2 separate regions of the Homo sapiens genome follow, and region 2 is linked to region 1. The links are chromatin contacts, found by Hi-C or POLR2A ChIA-PET in ENCODE. All regions are on one chromosome and are shown on one strand. Each heading gives the region's core, a stretch centred on a gene start or an enhancer-like site at or near the end of the contact. The rest is flanking DNA. Distances are from core to core; before and after follow the strand shown. Region 1 has its middle 76 kb from the start of NDUFS5. Region 2 overlaps MACF1 (microtubule actin crosslinking factor 1).

Region 1 (5,713 bases), core at 1,049-3,548:
GACCTACGCCGCCGGGAGCGGGACAAAGGAGGGTTTCTCCCTGGCTGGAGAGAAACCCAGCGGGGCCTGTGCGGCTGCTGGAGAAGGACCTGGAGAAACTGAAGGGAAAGCAGAGGGCAAAAGACCACGATGCCTCAGATCCCAGGGCTAGACGCGGTCAGAACGAGGACAAGGGCAAGATCCAGACAGGGCTGCAGTGTAGGGCCGGAGGACACTGAGCCCACAAAGAAGCCCGGGAACAAAGGGTTTTCCAGAAACAGAAGAAGCTGAACAAGAAGTGACGGGGCAGATCCAGCACCATGAAGTAAACCAGGCCAAGGAGCCAGAGCCTGAGAAATGACAACCCAGGGAGGCACGAAAACGGGATTCTGAATGCACCATGGGGTGAATAAGAGGAGAGACAGGGAGACATAAATCTGTAGGGGATAGACCCTCCAGAATTATTAAACTGTGACAGCCATCTGAACAGAGAGACAGAGATCAAAAGGGAGAAATGTGGGAACCTGAGACGGAACCAGGACTGTTAGGGAACAAAGAAAGGACTCTGGAGCATAGCTGGTCAGGGAAGAAAAGGGGAAGCCAATTATTCTTTGTCATCAGGGGAAAGGAAAGAGTAAAGAAAGGAAACTGGAAAATATGGGTAGGGATTTATTAGGGGCCATTTTGAGGACAGAGCTCCCAACATCATTTGATCCAACATTCGGTTGTGTATCATTCAATCCCAATATTCATGGAGTGCGCTGGAGCCATGAGCAGTGAATGAAGAACTCTGGTCAATGTAGGTGACACGTTGTGCCCGCCACCCCCCATTTAGCAGTTATCCTCCCCTGTTAGCTTGATTTTTCAGGAGGTCTGGAGAGGTGGTTGTGGGTAAGAAGTTACACTGGCTGATCTCACAATAAGGGCACATTAGCAAGTAAAAAAAGAATTCATGCAACACTGAGCAACCAAAATTGGGACTTGGGCTTCCATTCCAGTTCCCATTCTCAAGAGTTTGAAGGAGAAACTTCTTAACCCCAGGCTAGGGAAGGTGTCTTTGTACCTTGTGAGTAGTGCCAAGTATTTTGGTCAATGCTCAGCACATTGGTAACAAGTAAAACAAATGACGCTTTTCGCTAATAGGTGCATGCTGGTTGTTTCCACACCACACCCTGATCAGAAATCAGGTGAGCAAGTCATTAATCATATCTTTTCCCATCAAGTTTTGCTGGCCTGCCCAAGTTGTGGGCATGAAGATCATGCAGGGAAGGGCCTGAAAGAGGACAGGGAGGATCCTTAGACAAATGCTCATTTCCTTCCAGTTTAATCCTCCGTGCTAAAACAAACAAACAAACAAAACTAGTTCTCAGTTTGGTGTCAGCTGCTAATGAGCTCAGTTTACAAAAAGAAGGGGAATAAGTTTGAAGTATATGCATTTTTCAGTAAAAGGCTTTTAGCGGAAAATGCAGGATGAGTTGCTGATTGATGGCACAAGCACATTTTTCGTAAACAGCAGAGAATATAGAAATGCTAACTCTGGGGATCTTGACTGTGTCAGTGCTGAGTCATCTGCATTTCCCATATTATTTTATACCAGCAGGCCTAAGAAGGCCCAGACAGAAATCACGCATACAAACACCTCCACACAGACATCTCACCCCCACACAGACATCTGCCTCCTTATGTCCATTACACTACATAGAAAAGTCCCTCCATTCCCACCTGGGGCTGCTACACGCGCCACTTTGTGAGCAGGTTCCTCAAGATGTGTGACTGATGCTTGCCAAAGGTGAAGAAAGAACAGGGGCAAAAAGGGGAAGAGTCCGCTGTGAGAATCAGAGAAGACCTGGGGGCGTTGCAGGGAGAAGGCAAGGGGTTGAGATTCCTTTTAAGAAACACACAAATCAAAGAAGAAACTTCTGCTTTAGGTTGTGGCTAGAGAGCTTCTCTAAGACTCAAATTGCTTTCTTGACAAAATTTGCATTTAAATGCTCCCAGGAGATTTTGAAATAATGCATTCTTCTAATGAATGGAAAGTGGGGAAGTCCACATGTTTGGCTGATGTTCCTGTTTTATACAGAGAAAATTTTACAAGGCTAGAGGAACAAAGCGGCTGCCAGGGGGGATGGGAAGAAGGAAGTCTATGAAGGGGAGGTTTTTCGCTTCTTTCAAGCAACAGTCTAAATTTATAGCCAGACCACACAGTCGCAAAAGCTCTGAGGCTTTCTCCTTTTGGTCTTTGATTTTCTTTTGCTCCTGATGGGTGAGACTGCTGCTGCATTTCTAAGAAGGCTGCAATGGGGGAAGCAGAAGGATGTACTCGGAAGGGCATCTAGTGGAAGAGAAGAGTAATACAAGGAAATTAATGCCCTTTATCCTTGGTGTCCTCCCAATTAAAGCCTCATCAAATACCCCTATCCCTAAAGCCCTGCCACTTTCTATTTCTTTCAGCGCCTCTAATGTGTTATCTCGCCTCAGGGCCATCCAACCGACTTTCCTCCCAGATTATAACCCTTCATCACTCTCCTTTGGCCTGGCTCACTCCTACCCATGCTTCTGCTGAAACTCCCCAGGGGAAAGCCTTCCTTGACCCCCCCCCCGCCTCCAATTAATAGGTCCTCCTCTACCCTTTGGTAATACTCATCACACTTGAAGTTATGGTACAGTGTCTCTCATCCTTACTAAATCGTAAGCTCCCTGAGGGCTGAGACTGTTTGTCGTCTAATTCACCACAGGATCCTTAGCACCTAGCAACTGATCTGGCACATATAGGGCACTCATTAACTATTTCGTCTTTCTTTTCTTTTCTTTCTCTCTCTCTTTCTCTCTCTCTCTCTCTCTTTCTTTTTCTTCTTTTTTTTTGACGGAGTCTCGCTGTCGCCCAGGCTGGAGTGCAGTGGCGCGATCTCGGCTTACTGCAGGCTCCGCCCCCCGGGGTTCACGCCATTCTCCTGCCTCAGCCTCCCGAGTAGCTGGGACTACAGGCGCCCGCCACCTCGCCCGGCTAATTTTTTGTATTTTTAGTAGAGACGGGGTTTCACTGTGTTAGCCAGGATGGTCTCGATCTCCTGACCTCGTGATCCGCCCGCATCGGCCTTCCAAAGTGCTGGGATTACAGGCGCGAGCCACCGCGCCCAGCCTCTTTCTTTCTCTCTCTCTTTTCTTTCTTTCCCTCCCTCCCTCCCTTTCTTTCTTTCCTTTCTTTTTTGAGATGGAGTCTCGCTCTGTCACCACCCAGGCTGGAGTGCAGTGGCGTGATCTCGGCTCACTGCAACCTCCACCTCCCGGGTTCACGCCATTCTCCTGCCTCAGCCTCCCGAGTAGGTGGGACTACAGGCGCCCGCCACCATGCCCAGCTAATTTTTTTTATTTTTAGTAGAGAAAGGGTTTCACTGTGTTAGCCAGGATGGTCTCCATCTCCTGACCTCGTGAACCACCCACCTTGGCCTCCCAAAGTGCTGGGATTACAGGAGTGAGCCACCGCACCCAGCCAACTATTTCTTTAATGCTATGCATAGTGGCTCACACCTGTAATCCCAACACTTTGGGAGGCCGAGGCCAGAGGATTGCTTGAGCCCAGGAGTTCACGACCAGCCTGGGCAACATGGCAAAATTCGGTCTCTAAAAATATACATATACACACACATATATATATATATACATATTTTTTTTTTTTTTGAGACAGAGTCTGGCTCTGTCACCCAGGCTGGAGTGCAATGGTGTGATCTCGGCTCACTGCAACCTCCACCTCCTGGGTTCAAGTGATTCTCCTGCCTCAGCCTCTCAAGTAGCTGGGATTACAGGCGCCTGCCACCATGCCCAGCTAATTTTTGTATTTTTAGTAGAGATGGGGTTTCACCTTGTTGGCCAGGCTAGTCTTGAAGTCCTGACCTCAGGTAATCCATCCACCTCGGCTTCCCAAAGTGCTGGGATTACAGGCGTGAGCCACCGCACCTGGCCAACTATTTCTTTAATGCTATGCATGGTGGCTCACACCTGTAATTCCAACAATTTGGGAGGCCGAGGCAGGAGGATCGCTTGAGCCCAGGAGTTCAAGACCAGCCTGGGTAACATGGCAAAATTTGGTCTCTAAAAATATACATACACACACACACACACGCGCGCGTGCATTTGTATATTTGTTTACTTTATTTAATTTAATTTAATTTATTTATTTATTTGCAACGGAGTCTCACTCTGTCACCCAGGCTAGAGTGCAATGGCGCAGTCTGGGCTCACTGCAACCTCCACCTCCTGAGTTCAAGCCATTCTCCTGCCTCAGCCTCTCGAGTAGCTGGGATTACAGGCGCCTGCCACCACCCCCGGCTAATTTTTGTATTTTTCGTAGAGATGGGGTTTCACCTTGTTGGCCAGGCTAGTCTCAAACTCCTGACCTCAGGTAATCTGCCCACCTCAGCCTCCCAAAGTTCTGGGATTACAGGCATGAGCCACCGCACCCGGCCTAAATTTTTGATTAAATGCATGAATGAGTGAACCAGATGATCCTAAAATACTTGGCTGTCTGTGACTACTGACTAGCTGGAAGGCTAGAGTATTTAAGGAGAGAGTATGTTTGTCTCACAGCATCCCTTATCTAAGCCTGGAATTCCAAGTCTTCCATATTTAGACATCTAGCTTCCTTTTCAGGCTGATCTCCAATGACACCCTTGTGTGTACCTCCTTTCCCTATAATCAGACTCTGAGGCTTTGCCTAGAATGTCCCATCCCCCAACTCCACCTACTGAAATCTACCTTGAAAGTTCACCCCAAATGACGTGAAATTTTTTTTCTATTTATTTATTTAGAGGCAGCGTCTTACTCTATCACCCAGGCTGGAGTGCGGTGGCACAATCTTGGCTCACTGACACCTCTGCCTCTTAGGCTCAAGCAATCCTCCTGCCTCAGTGCGCCCACCAATTAACCCACCAGCAGCTAGGACTACAGGCAGGTGCCACCACGCCCAGATAATTTTTGTGCTATTTGTAGAGACAGGATTTCACCATACTGTCCAGGCTGGTCTCGAACTCTTGGGCTCAAGTAGTCGGCCTGCCTCAGCCTCCCAAAGTGCTGAGATTACAGGTGTGAACCTCCGTGCCCAGCTTTTTAAAAAAATTTTTTATAGAGACAGGGTCTCACTATGTTGGTCTTGAACTCCAGGTACATGTACTGTGGATGTCTGTATCACTGCCTCCTTAACCTCCTACTTCATAGGTTCCTGAGGGCAAAGACATCTATTTCATCTTTCTTCATCACTGGGCCTAACACAATACTTTGCACATAGTAGATGTTCAATAAATATTTGCTGAAGGAATGGATGCCTCATTGAACTGTTATGGGGGTTGGGGGAGGGAGCCAGATCTGATTCAAGACAATTGAGAATCCAACTCAATGTCCACTCAGTGGTCAAGGGCTGAGGGCACTTCATGTGTAGGGAGGAAAGAGGGAAGTACAAAATTATTTCTCTTTCTGCTAGTGCTCCTTCCTCAACCTCTAGAAAGTTTATTCCCAGCTTTTCTTCACCTTTGGTTCATGCTGCATTATTTTATGTGTTAACTGATGCTTTATAAAGAAATTCTTAGGCCAGGTGCGGTGGCTCATGCCTGTAATCCCAGCACTTTGGGAGGCCAGGGCGGGCAGATCACCTGAGGTCAGGAGTTCGAGGCCAGCCTGACCAATATGGTGAAACCGCGTCTCTACTAAAAATACAAAAAATTAGCCGGGCGTGATGGTGGTC
Region 2 (5,736 bases), core at 2,728-5,227, 170 kb before region 1:
TATCTTATCTTATCCCAGCTGAGGAGTTTGGACTTGGTAAGTCTCTCAGTGGATGAGACGAGTTGTTCTGAGCAAGTAAGTACTTGATTATTATGTCCTCAAGTTTCTAGCTGACCTCATCACCCACTAAAGATAAAGCATCAGACCTTGAAAACTTTCAAGAAGCAAATGAGGGCTGGGTGCAGTGGCTCACTCCTGTAATCCCACCACTTTGGGAGGCATAGGCAAGAGGATCACTTGAGCCCAGGAGTTCAAGACGAGCCTGGGAAACACTGTGAGAAATTGTCTCTACAAAAAATTTAAAAATTAGCTGGGTGTGGTGGTACTCCCCTGTAGTGCCAGCTACTTGGCAAGTTGAGGCACGAGGATCGTTTAAGCCCAAGATGTCAAGGTTGCAGTGAGCTATGATTGCACCACTGCTCTCCAGCCAGGTGTCAGAGCAAGATTCTTTCTCAAAAAAAAAAAAAGAAGAAGAAGAAGCAGATGAAGGCACAATGCAGTGGTTCTACAAATGCCCAGCTAGAGGGATCTAATGGCAGCTATGTTGGTGAGGAACAGAGATAAAGAAGGTGTTTATTACCAATATTAGAGTTAGGTAAAAGGGAGTGCTCCTTTCAGTATTCACATTCAGAGTCCTGGAGGTCTCACTAGGGAATATAATTAGAATGGAAACCCTAGGTAATAGAACATGGGCATTTTTCAACTCTACAAAATATTGTCAAACTACTTTCTAAAGAACAGTAGCAAATTATACTTCCACTTAAGTGCTATGAAGAGGTTTTCCCATCACTCTTCATCCTCGCCTACACTTGGTATTTTCAGAATTTTTACCTTCTGCCAATCTGATGGGTATAAAATGGTATCTTAGCTAGGCATGGTGGTGTGCTTGCAGTCCCAGCTACAAGCTTGAGTCCAGGAGTTTATGGCTACTGTGCGCTATGATGGTACCTGTGAATCGCCACTGCTCTCTAGCCTGGGCAACATAGCTGAGACCTCATCTCTTTAAAAAAAATTACAGGCGCAGTGGCTCACACCGTAATTCCAGCACTTTGGGAGGCAGAGGCGGGCGGGTCACGAAGTCAAGAGATCAAGACCATCCTGGCTAACACAGTGAAACCCCGTCTCTACTAAAAATACAAAAACAAAATTAACCGGGCATGGCGGCGGGCGCCTGTAGTCCCAGCTACTCGGGAGGCTGAGGCGGGAGAATGGCGTGAACCTGGGAGATGGAACTTGCAGCGAGCCGAGATCGCGCCACTGCACTCCAGCCTGGGCGACAGAGCGAGACTCTGTCTCAAAAAAAAAAAAAAAAAGTATCTTATTGTTGTTTGATCTGTATATCCTTATTAGTAAAAAGGAGTCTTCTTATGTATATGAGGCATTTGGATTTCCTTTTTTTGTGAATTGCTTATTCCTGGGCTTTCCCCTATTTTTCTACAAGGGTGTTTGTCTTTTTCTTATTCATTTTCTTGTTCTTTTAAGTAATAATATTAACTAGCATTTATTGTGATTACTTGTATTAATTCATATTATTCTCACAACAACCCTACCAAGCATATGCTATTCTTATCTTCCATTTACAAATAAGGAAATTGTAGCACAGAGAAGTTTAGTAACCTGTTCCAAGTTATACTGCTAGTAAGTTGCAGAATTGGGATTCAAACCTAGCCAATCTGGCTCCATGCTCTTAATCACTTTATCTATAGGATAGTAACCCCTTTTCAGTAGTCATCCATGGAGAATTGGTTCTAGGACCTCCCTCAGATACCAAAATCCGCAGATACTGAAATCCACAAATGCTCAAGTCCCAGATACAAAATGAGGTAGTATTCACATACAACCTGTGTACATCCTCCCAGCTACTTTAAATAATCTCTAGATTACTTATAATTCCTAATACAATGTAAATGTTAGTAAATAGTTGTTATCTTGTTTAGGGAATAATGAAGTCTGTACATGTTCATTACAGATGCAATGTTTTTCTTCAGAATATTTTCCATCCGTTATGGGTTGAATCCCCAGACGCAGAACCCACAATGCAGAGAGCCAACTGTATATGTATTATATCATAATTTTACCAGTATTATTACATTTTTATTTTTATACAACTTATTTTGCCTAACTTTCCATTTTATTTTTATACAATTTTATTTTTTAATTTCATTTTATTTTTATACAATTTTTTTCTTAATTTTCTATTTGAAATGGAAATTTTCAAATATATACAAAAGGAGACAGAATAGTATAATAAGTCCCTATGTACCTATTACCCAGTTTCAACCATTATCAACTCATAGCTAATCTTGTTTCATCTACATCCCACCCACTTCACCCTTCCCCTATTATGATAAAGTAAATCTCCTGTTTTTCTCTAAAAACATTTCAGTATGTATCTGTAAAAGGCCTTTTTTAAAACATAACCACAACACTATTGTTACACCTAAAAAATAATGATTCTTTAGTAACATTTTTAATTAAGTAAAATTTTTTTAAAAAGAAACAAGGCTGGGCGCGGTGGCTCACGCCTGTAATCCCAGCACTTTGGGAAGCCGAGGCGGGCGGATTACGAGGTCAGGAGATCGAGACCATCCTGGCTAACACGGTGAAACCCTGTCTCTATTAAAAATACAAAAAATTAGCCGGGCATGGTGGCAGGCGCCTGTAGTCCCAGCTACTCTGAGGCAGGAGAATGGCGTGAACCCGGGAGGCAGAGGTTCAGTGAGCTGAGGTAGGGCCACCGCATTCCAGCCTGGGTGACAGAGCAAGACTCCGTCTCAAAAAAAAAGAAAAAGAAACAAAATCCTTTCTTAAAGTTCTAAACTATAACTTTACCTTCTGCATTCCCCCAATAGTGTCATCTGGTTAATTTTGCTTTCTTCTTTCAGTACAAAGCCAGTATTAGTAAAACAACTCTCCCTATAATTAAAAAGGAAAACTGGGAGAGGGATACTTGTAAACTGAAAAGGCTGAGCCCAGAAGATAATACACCAACCAACCTCTTTCTTATCATTTCTAGGCCCCAGTGTTATCTGACTATTCACCTAAAATTGTAGAGACTCGAAGGGTTGTGGCAAGAACACTGGTATATAGCTGGGCGTGGTGGGGGCGGGCGCCTGTAATCCCAGTTACTCGGGAGGCTGAGGCAGGCGAATAGCTGGAACCCGGGAGGCAGAGGCTGCAGTGAGCCGAGATCGCACCACTGCACTGCAGCCTCGGTGACAGAGCCAGACTCCGTGTCAAAAAAAAAAAAAAAAAAAAAAATTGGTATAGAGGTAAATGCTTCATTAAATGGGATTCGCTAACAAGGTGGGCAGGAGCTTGGCAGCAGAAGTCAAGATGGGGAGGAGGAAGGGATTTTCAAAAATGTTCCTTGTTGAAATAAGCCAGGTATTAGTAGTATGGATATTGAAAGCAGCTGGGAATAGGGAGTCCTGAGAGAAGAAATGGGCCAGAGAAGAAGGCCTTTGTCTGACATCAAAGAGCGATTGCTATTAGCCTGTTCCCATCCAGCTCCAAATCCTAGTCTACTTGTCATTCTGAAAACATATTTGTCAGCTGACCCTTGTCATCTTGCTTCTGTGTTAACTATTTCTTGACAAAAGAAGTATTAACTGTACTAGGTGAATAGAAAAGCAGATCATGTATATTCTACTATCTAAACCCTACACTAGCAAGAAGCACAATCAGTTCCCATTTCTCTCCATCCTAAAAAGCAACAAAACCCATGGTGAAGTTTATGTCTATCCATAGCCTGGTCTCACTCTCATCAACAAGCCCTGGACTAATCAACAGAGGAGACAGTCTGGCTGGAACTCAAATTATTTTCTGAGGATAGTTACTACTCTGACATATTAAAAACAAAACCACCACCAAAAAAGCAAGCAAAAAACAACTCAATTGGACTGCCAGCTGTCTCCTGTTTAGACAGGAGTTGGTGTGTGAACAGCAGCAGCTGCTCTTCTGACCCTTGCCCTCCCAGCTTTCCCACTTTAGCAGAGATGCTCTTGCCCTGCCTATCGGTTTCAGTATGCGTTGCCCTCTCTGTTTCTCTGGCTGCTACTGTCCTCAAGCCTGTGAACAGCCTGTTAGGGAGGGGAGCAGCTCCCTGAAGACAGTTCCTTCAGGGACCAGTGAGAGTTGCAGCCTCTTGGCCTTAAGGACTTTCATTCTGAAGGAATGTCACACTTATCTTGATAAGTTACTTCTTATCTGTCATATAGGATGGTGAGTCTGTGGTCCCTGTATCACATGATGGACACAAAACCTGGAAATATGCCAGGTGTCTGAGCTGAGACTCGGTCACTTAGTTTTTCAGCCTTGGCTATACATAAGTAGTATGACTGTGTCTGCAGTGAAAAGGTAGAAGGAATAGATGCAGAGGTTGGCTACCCAGAAAATGCCACACACCAATTTGAATCATACTGAACAGCAAAGGAATCATACTGTTGCCAATATGGTCACACTACAGATCATGGTCCAAAGGTTTCTCCTAACAATCTTTTCTTTAAGACTCCTCACAGACTCATGCAGAACATTCCCTTGCCAGTGTGGAGATCCAGCCCATACAAAGGTGCCATTGCTATCTATGGTCTATTATCTAGGATTGATTTTACTAGGAGTTCCTAAAACTTTATATGCCAAATTTCTGAAAATCTCACACTCAGTTACAAGCATGTGTCCTATAATGTTATGATGACTACACAATTTCAATTTTAATGCCAGTTGTACAACAATCAGTTCCACAGCTGGTTTTACCCCCAACTACTCTATCTGTTCCAACTTTTACAAGATAAAAGTTGACTTTGACATTCTTTTTTATCTGATGAAACCCAAATACTTGTTGATATGGTTTCAATCTGTGTCCCTACCAAATCTCATGTTGAATTGTAATCCCTAATACTGGAAGTGGGACCTGGTGGGAGACGACTGGATCATGAATCATGAAAGTGGATTTCTCATGAATGGTTTAGCACCATCCCCTTGGTGCTGTTCTCGTGAGGGTAGGTGGGTTTTCATGAGATTCGGTCATTTAAAAGTGTGTGGCACATCCCACCCACAACCTCTCGTTCCTGCTGTAGCCAAGTGACATGCCTACTGCTCCTCTGCCTTCCACCAAGATTGTAAGTTTCCTCAGGCCTCTTCAGAAGCTGAGCAGATGCCAGCATCATGCTTTCTGTACAGCCTGCAGAACTGTATACCAATTAAACCTCTTTACTTTGTAAATTACCCAGTCTCAGGTATTTATTTATAGCAATGCAAGAATAGCTTAATACATTCATGCGCCCCATATCCCAGTAGTTTCACTGCCTTCCTTCCTACCATAACACAACTATCACACTCCCCACCACACATATCCATGTTTATATGAGGCCCAAGAAACCTCTTGCCCATCCATAAAATAGATATTTTTTCAATGGCCACTTTTTCTTCAACCTGTTGGGAGTCTCCAAACTCTAATAACAGAGGGCACTAAGATGGGGCTGTCTGTGGGGAAAATGTATCCCCAAAGAGGAAATTCTAGGCACAGATTGCTCAGAATTTGTATCTATCCTCAGCCTTATGCTGCTAGTGATAGGCAGGGCACCAGTAGGTAGACCATATCCCTGCTCTGCAAACATCAGGGCCCCTGTACAGTATCAGTGGCCCCCATCTAGGCAAGGAAAGTGCCCTACCTCATTTTATAAATTTTGCACTTTGAAGTCCTAATGTTTTTATTTCTTCTGCTGCAGAGGCCAA

The links. Hi-C counts contacts between places; a loop is a spot of excess contacts on that map. ChIA-PET counts read pairs that join two places held with the same protein, here RNA polymerase II (POLR2A). Pooled maps may share reads with other maps.
Region 2: a loop to region 1 is called in a map of posterior cingulate gyrus, with 7 times the contacts of the local background. The contact joins two enhancer-like sites. A Hi-C loop is called at or near these places in 35 of 168 maps with a recorded cell type or tissue (CD4-positive, alpha-beta T cell, GM11168, GM12878 and 22 more), 12 of 37 single-sample maps with no recorded cell type and 5 of 50 pooled maps. POLR2A ChIA-PET finds 5 or more read pairs at or near these places in 14 of 52 experiments (A673, AG04450, BJ and 10 more).

The regions. Positions count from the first base shown.
Region 1 is chr1:39,099,301-39,105,013 of GRCh38, reverse strand. It overlaps a transcript of MACF1 not described here. Among named protein-coding and RNA genes, the nearest start is that of NDUFS5, 76 kb to the right of the region's middle. RefSeq lists enhancers at 1,464-2,019, 2,133-2,242, 2,263-2,312. Within about 2 kb of position 2,298, at least 20 of the 41 ENCODE cell types and tissues checked have a DNase peak (open chromatin) inside an H3K27ac peak, as active enhancers do.
Region 2 is chr1:39,270,657-39,276,392 of GRCh38, reverse strand. All of the region lies in intron 6 of MACF1 (microtubule actin crosslinking factor 1), which reads right to left. Among named protein-coding and RNA genes, the nearest start is that of MACF1, 69 kb to the right of the region's middle. Within about 2 kb of position 3,977, at least 6 of the 41 ENCODE cell types and tissues checked have a DNase peak (open chromatin) inside an H3K27ac peak, as active enhancers do.